Linked DNA regions of Homo sapiens: all the other regions are linked to region 3. Evidence: chromatin loops called from intact Hi-C (ENCODE). Cell type or tissue: heart right ventricle. All regions are shown on one strand.

The links. A loop is a pair of places that touch in the nucleus more often than their neighbours do. Peaks named below come from ENCODE experiments on the same cell type or tissue, not always from the same donor. Only the 100,000 strongest peaks of a DNase experiment are listed, where the experiment ranks them.
Region 1: it touches region 3 in a loop (3-fold over the local background); 8 of 110 quality-filtered maps call a loop at or near these places.
Region 2: it touches region 3 in a loop (1.9-fold over the local background); 9 of 110 quality-filtered maps call a loop at or near these places.

What each region holds. Positions count from the first base shown.
Region 1 is chr7:140,505,313-140,507,812 of GRCh38, reverse strand. No RefSeq gene overlaps it. Among named protein-coding and RNA genes, the nearest start is that of MKRN1, 27 kb to the right of the region's middle. RefSeq lists enhancers at 1-524, 525-1,115. In heart right ventricle, a CTCF peak has its summit at 965; a DNase peak (open chromatin) is centred at 912; H3K27ac peaks cover 2,340 bases.
Region 2 is chr7:140,517,130-140,519,629 of GRCh38, reverse strand. It overlaps DENND2A (DENN domain containing 2A), which reads left to right. Exons shown (of 20, transcript NM_015689.5): 20 at 892-1,210. The coding sequence ends at 923. Among named protein-coding and RNA genes, the nearest start is that of MKRN1, 39 kb to the right of the region's middle. In heart right ventricle, a CTCF peak has its summit at 1,547 (motif pointing left); DNase peaks (open chromatin) are centred at 102 and 1,509; H3K4me3 peaks cover 551 bases; H3K27ac peaks cover 1,492 bases.
Region 3 is chr7:140,566,562-140,569,061 of GRCh38, reverse strand. It overlaps DENND2A (DENN domain containing 2A), which reads left to right. Exons shown (of 20, transcript NM_015689.5): 8 at 249-299; 9 at 1,789-1,976. Among named protein-coding and RNA genes, the nearest start is that of DENND2A, 73 kb to the left of the region's middle. In heart right ventricle, no CTCF peak of the experiment used is centred here; DNase peaks (open chromatin) are centred at 1,401 and 1,841; H3K27ac peaks cover 2,481 bases.

The DNA.
Region 1 (2,500 bases), 61 kb after region 3:
GCCAACTGGCATCTTTTTTTTTTTTTTTTTTTTTTTGAGATGGAGTCTTGCTCTGTCACTCAGGCTGGCATGCAGCAGCAGGATCTCAGCTCACTGCAGCCTCTGCCTCCCGGGTTAAAGCGATTCTCATGCCTCAGCCTCCCGAGTAGCTGGGATTACAGGTGCGTGCCACCACGTCAGGTTAATTTTTTTGTATTTTTAGTAGAAACAGGGTTTTACCATGTTGACCAGGCTGGTCTGGAACTCCTGACCTCAGGTGATCCGCCTTCCTCGGCCTCCCAAAGTGCTGGGATTACAGGTGTGAGCCACAGCACCGGGCCCCAACTGGCATCTCAATGGCAAACTGATTGTCTTGGCCTTTCCTGGGGGAGGGGAGGAGACTTATGCCAGCCATTACTCCAGACTCTTATCTTCCCTGCTGGGGGCCAGGGCACCAAAGGGGCCGAGAGGCACAGGAGAGAGTGAGGCATGGAGCAGCTGCATCAGCACTGCCACCTGTTTACTGTGGAACTTGGAACATGACTCCTCTCCTACCGGCCTCCTGTTCCCCCATCTGTACAACAGAAAAGATCCCTCCTGTCTCCAGCCTTGTCTGACACCTGGCACACCTGTGGCTATACCCAGGATGGGTGACCTGGAAGCCTGGTCCAGGGCCTTCAGCTGATGTTGACATTGTCAGATTCAGGAGACAGGGGGGAGGTGGAGCCCTGTGCAAAACAAGGGGGTGCCTGAGGAGGGAGGAGACGAGAGTTAGCTGTTGCCCCCATGTCTGCCAGGCAGCTAACAGCTGAGCTGACCTTAAAGTCAGGGCATGCTTCAGCTTGTCTTAACAGCTATTTATAGCTCGGGTGCCTCCTTATTTGGTAGCTGACTGCACTGCAGTCTGTGGCCTCTCTCCACAGGGATGCCTGCCTTCCTGACAAGCAGCCCAGGCTCCTGATGCAGTTCTGTCTCCTACAGGCTTTACGCAGAACAGGCTCACATCTGTGTGAGCTCTGTGTGAGCCTTACCTATTCCAAATGCCCTTTAAAGCCATTTACATAGCCGTTACATGTTTTATTGTGTTAAAATACACATAACATAATCCCAGCACTTTGGGAGGTCAAGGCGGCCAGAGGATCATTTGAGGGGCCAGGAGTTTGACACCAGCCTTGGCAACATAGCAAGACCCCCATCTATACTTAAAAAAAAAGAAGATAATGGGGTTGAGGGTGCCCTCTGTGACTGGCCAGGGGTTTGGAGGTGATCACTCTAGCCTATTTACTCTCACCAATCCAAGACACCTGCTAACCCCCAGAATCTTTAAAGGACCAGTCTTTCCACCCTGTGATGCATTTGGGGGCACAATGGGTACCCGTCTCTCCTCTCCCACCCGTTATGGGCTGAACTGTGTCCATCCCAAAATTCATATGCTGAAGTCTCAACTTCCAGCACCTCAGAATGTAACCATATTTGGAGATAGGGTCTGGAGGAGGTAATTAAGTTAAAATGAGGGCCTATGGGTGGCCTCTAACCCAACATGACTAGTGTCCTTAAAAGAAAGAAAATTGGGGCCAGGTGTAGTGGCTCATGCCTGTAATCCCAGCACTTTGGGATGCTGAGGCAAGAGGATCACGTGAGGTCAGGAGTTTGAGACCAGCCTGGCCAAGATGACAAACCCCCATCTCTACGTAAAATACAAAAAAAAAAAAAAAAAAAAATAGATGGGCGTGGTGGTGCGCGCCTGTAATCCCAGCTACTTGGGAGGTTGAGGCAAGAGAATCACTTGAACCTGGGAGGCTGAGGTTGAAGTGAGCCGAGATTATGCCACTGCACTCCAGTCCGGGTGACAGACCCAGACTCCGTCTCAAAAAAAAGAAAGAAAGAAATGTGGACACAGACACACTTAGAGAGAAAACTGTGTGAGGATATGGGGAGAAGGTGGCCATCTACAAGCCAAGGAGAGAGACCTCAGAAGAAACCAACCCTGCCAATCAACACCTTGATCGCAGACTTCCAGCTTCCAGAACTGGGGGAAGATGAGTTTCTCTTAGTTAAGCCACATTTGTGAAACTTGGTAATGGCAGCCCTAGCTGACTCTTACGACTCCCCTCCTCTGTTCTCTGATTTTACAAAGAATATCCTGAGCTGGATTCCTCCTCAAATTTGATTTTTCGGGCAAAGAGAGGTTCAAGTGGCAACGCATTGGCTGGGCTTTTGAGGCTCACCCTCCTCAATCCTCCACAGCACAGACACTCCTGGATTCCCGGGACCTCTGGACAGACACCTCTTCCCACAGGCCCCTGCTGCTTTCTCGAGGAGCCAATGTCACCGCTACCCTTTCCTAGCTCTGACGGCCTTCCAACTTGCCCACCTCACACGGGTCCCACCTCAAACCAAGCATCCCAGGCCTCATTTTAGCCATGAGGATTTCCCCAGTAGAGGCTGTGGCCAGTGAGGCAGCATTTCACATAGACACATGTCTATGTAAACACATTTAGCATAGACCATGAATCAAGAC
Region 2 (2,500 bases), 49 kb after region 3:
AAGGCCCCGGGCTCTGGGTGCCCAGCCTGTGTGCCTCTGAGCTGTCTGTCTCGGAGTCCCAGCCGGTTCCCTCCACTGGAGCCAGCGCCCTGAATAATGCAGAGCTCTACGGCCTGCGCTGGGCAGATGCTACTGGCATTTTAACCTCCTGTTCTAATCTGTCCCCAAAGAGAAAACAAAGGAAACGCTGCCCCCAGCACCTCCTTTTCTGGGTCCCCGGGCTTTCTTGCTGTCTTCTTTCTCTATGATCTCCTGCACTGTTAAATCTCAGAGGAACTGAGCTGAGGGAGCATGGCGGGAACCAGACAAGGACGTCTGGCAAGAAAGACTCGCACTGGTGTCCAAATTCCTCTGGAAAGTAGAAACGTGACACTTACAAGGACTGTAGTTTAATCAGTGAAAAGGCCCTTAAAGGGAAAGGGAGAATGAAGACAGCCAAAAAAGAGGACGGAGGCCCCAGTAGGGAGGTGTCTGCAGCAGTGAGGCCCTCCCAGAGGGCCTGTGAAGGGCGCCATATCTGTGCCTCCTGCAGGACGGAGGGCTACCTGGAAGCAGAGTGTTTTAAATACACACAGCATTGCTGGGCACTTTCTCCTCCCCTGGCTCCTGAGGGATGTGTTAATTCGGTGCTTCCTTTATTACCACAGAAGCAGCCAGCCCTCCTAGACAGCTCTGATGGTCTTCCTTTCAAACCCCCTCAAGTCTGAGGAAGACCCCACGGGGATCTCTGGAAAGAACAAAGCCCCTTTGGCTTCTCCAGAGCAAGGGATGAGGCTCCCTGGGGTGGCGTGGGGGCCCCGTTACCCGCACCACTTCTGGGTGGAAAGGGCAAGATTTATCTCACCCTCCTTTGTCTGCCTTGTGAAATGTTCTCATTTTCCTTTTTTTTAGGCAATAAAATGAAATTTCTCCACAAGAAATAACTCTCAGCCTCAAGGGAAAACTTCCTCCTAGTGCAGCCCTATGCTTTAAAAACAGTTCCTGGTGGCCTTTCTGAAAGGCTGGGTCCCAGGTTGTCACGGTGCGGAACTGGAGGCCGCGGTGGCTTCTGGCCGAGGCTGGGCTCTTCCCTGGATGAGGACCTGGGAGCCGCCTGGGAGGACAGCCCCAGAAAGGGAGCCCGAGACCAGGCGTGTCGCCGACATGCAAATGGGTTGTTTTGGTGGTTGGGTTTTTTTTTTTATCTTAGATATTAAAAGTAAGAAAAATGTGTGGGTTTTCTGTTTATTATGCCAAGGCCAAGAGGAGCCTGTCCTGCCCTACACGTTCCCCTCGTTCGTCCCATCCGGCCGCTCAGCAATGGAGCTAAGAGGAGTGGTGATGGGCAACAGAAATGAGGTGCTCCTCGGAGCGGGACTGACGACACATGAGGACTGTGAGGGGAGGAGGCGGAGCCGGTGCCTCGGGTTCAGGGAGTGAGGCCTCCTAGTGAAAGGCTGGGCCCTTGCCCTAGAGTGGAGGCTAGGGAGGAACGGGAGCTGTAGACGGATGTGGCTTCCCAGACACGCTGCTCTTCCAGAAGGGACAGTGATGCCACCTGGTGGCCGAGGCCATGGACGTCTCTCTTCCCAAATGGACCTGACTCTTCTTGACTGCCTTGTTCTCTTAGAAGAAGCCATGGAACTGTCCACTGCCTGAGTAGTCCCTGGCTTTTAGAGGCACACACACAAAAAGAGGTCAGTAAACTGTTCTAGGGGTCTTCAAGTTTACGACACTGCTCACGGCCCACCTTCCAACACATAGCCACAACTTTGACCCCGTTCCCATCTCATTCCAGGGGCCCAGAGCAGCATTAATGCAATAGTGGATGTGCACTGCCTGTACACGGTGGGGGGCGGGGGGACCTTTTGCGGCTGATGGTAACAAGATGGAGGGTGAGAACGCTGGGGCGGCGTCATGAGCCGTGTGCAGCCAGAGAGGCAGCTTGCGTTTTCTGGACCAGAAGCAGGGAGGGTGTGGAGAAGGCCAAAAACCTCAGGGCGACCTAAGAGCTGTCCTGCAGCGGGGACAGTGGGGACAGCAGGGACAGCGGGGAGGCAGGAAAAGCCCCGAACACAGCTGAGGCAGGTTCTCAGAGCAAGCCTCAGGGCCACTACCAGGTGACCCCTGCCCTCAGCTCTCACCAGCGACCCTCACAGAAACACAAAAGGGAGGGGCGCCGACCTCAACAATGGCCCAGAGGGGCCATACTGCCTGGCAGGGGTTCTCAACCTTTAGGGAGCGGGAGCAAGGGGCCTTCCGAGGATAAATAGAAATGAGGAAAATGAGGGGAGGTGACCTCTCATCCTTCCTCTTAGCTGGAGTTATGGACCCCCTCGCCCCTCCAAGTTCTACCCAGGCTTTGGTGTGTCCATTACTTTTTCAGAGGTGAAGATCCACAGTTTACATCAAATTCTCAAAGATGCTCCCAGAATGGTAGAAACCAGGCTGTGCATAAAAATTAACCTGCCTGGCCGGGCGCAATGGCTCATGCCTATAATCCCAGCACTTTGAGAGGCCA
Region 3 (2,500 bases):
TCCCAGCTACTCAGGAGGCTAAGGCAGGAGAATCACTGGAACCTGGAAGGCAGAGGTTGCAGTGAGCCGAGATTGCGCCACTGCACTCCAGCCTGGGTGACAGAGCAAGACTCCATCTCAAAAAAAAAAAGAGGCAACTCAACATCCCCTCTGAATTAGAACATTTGATCTGTGCTACCACATAGAAAGAGTTTCCTACATGAGAAGAACTCACATTTGCAATTTTCTTCCTTGTTCTTTTCTTCTAGTGACAGATGAGAACAGTGAGTCTGACAGTGACACAGAGGAGAAGCTGAAAGGTGAGGAGAGCCACTACTGTGCAGGACTCAGGCAGGTGACTTGGAAGCTGCAAAGGTGGCCCCTCCTCCTTAGTATGAGGGACAGAAGCGTCCTGCCGGAGCTTGCTTGGCAAGGCGTGGACATCTCGGGAGACAGTGGGGCCACAGGGTGCTCCAGAGCCGGTCCGTCATGGGCATGATCAAAATGGCACTACAGTTGCTGAGAGCCAGGGTGGCTGCAGTAACGGCAGCGACCCCTGCTCCCATGCCTCTCCCTATGTCCTGAGGGTTTTCCACACTTCAAGGCTTGACACTGCAGCCCTAAGCCTCCAGAGACCTGGAGCTTCTGCCCACTTCTGCTCAAATTACTGTGTGATCTGGAGGAAATCACTTAAGATCCAGGGCCTCTAGTTCATCTGTCTGATGAAGTTGTTGAAATAATTGGTCCCTATGGGTCTAAAATTAAATAGTCTAGGCCAAGGCTTTAGTGAGTTTTCTGCAATTTTTCAGACCCCAGGGAGAAGCCAAAGAAAGCAAGTCCAGGGGCCGGGCTTGGTGGCTCACGCCTGTAATCCCAGCACTTTAGGAGGCCGAGGCGGGTGGATCACAAGGTCGGGAGTTCAAGACCAGCCTGGCCAACATAGTGAAACCTCGTCTCTACTAAAAATATGAAAAATTAGCCAGGTGTGGTGGCAGGCGCCTGTAATCCCAGATACTCAGGAGGCTGAGGGAGGAGTATCACTTGAACCCGGGAGGCGGAGGTTGCAGTGAGCTGAGATTGCGCCATTGCACTCCAGCCTGGGCAACAGAGTGAGACTCTATCTCAAAAAAAAGAAAGCAAGTCCAGATTGCTGAACGAGGTGACAGGGACCTGTCCACTCAGTGACCCTGCTGCATTCACCTCTGACACCCAGCTGCTCCCGGACTCACCTCTAGAATGAAGCAAGGCCATTTCATTGCAGAGTTAGTGGCAGGAGGGGAGGTGGACAGGAGTTCCTGAGTTAGTGGGATCTCTGCCAGTTGAGTCACAAGGGATGTTTACAAAGCTCCCAGCTCCAAAAGCCCTATAGTCTGGATTCTGTCACATCACACCAACCAAAAGACGAGGGAAATGGGTGAGGGGAGGAGTCACTGTCCCCATCTCATCAGACAGATGAAGGCAAGGACATCTTCAGCCTCTGCCCAGAGTCCAGACAGCAAAACCATGGCAGAGCAGAGCCAGGCTCCTGCACCCTGATTGGTTTGGTAGCCAACTGAATGTTGGTTCTCCCAGAACTTTGGCAGAGATCCCAAATAAAGAGTTTCCTACTAATTTGTTAGACACAGAAACACTTTGGGGATTAGAAAAAAGTACTTGAGCTGATAATTACATAACCTATTGCAGCTCGGCACAATTCCACATGGACTCATGGTCATTTCAGGCTCTTTGCTCACTCTGTCTCTCTCTCTCTCTCTCTCTCTCTCTCTCTCTCTCTCTCTTTCTCTCTTTCTCTCTCCCTCCCTCACCCAGCTCACAGCCAGCGCCTGGTCAACGTGAAGTCCCGGCTGAAGCAGGCGCCTCGGTACCCATCACTTGCCCGGGAACTCATCGAGTACCAGGAGAGGCAGCTCTTCGAGTACTTTGTGGTTGTGTCTTTGCACAAGAAGCAGGCCGGGGCTGCCTACGTGCCAGAACTCACCCAACAGTTCCCTCTGAAGGTAACAGGGTGGCCAGGTCCCTGTGGCCTGCCAGGGTTCTAACCATCACCTTGTTGGGACTCATGAATTGAGGGAGGTGTGGGAGTCTGAGGAACACCTAGCATCTAGAATCTTGAAAATGGGTCCTAATTAGGGTATATCAGATGAAAAAAAAATGCTGCTGCTAGAGAATTTGGGAGGTCCCAGAAAGGAGAGATTCAGGGACTTAAAAAGTTTGGCCAGACAAATACAAAAATTAGCCATGCATGGTGGCGCACACCTGCAGTCCCAGCTACTCAGGCTGAGACAGGAGAATCGCTTGAACCCAGGAGATGGAGGTTGCAGTGAGCCAAGATCACGCCACTGCACTCCGGCCTGGGCGACAGAGCAAAACTCCGTCTCAAAAAAAAAAAAAAAAAAAATAGTATGGCCAGAAATGCTTTCTCACTTGCTGTGGTCCCTGTGCTGACCGTGCCATCCTCTTTGCCCTTTCCTTCCATCTCCTTATCCAGCCAGCCACATCTCTTCCTAACCTAGCCTAGAAG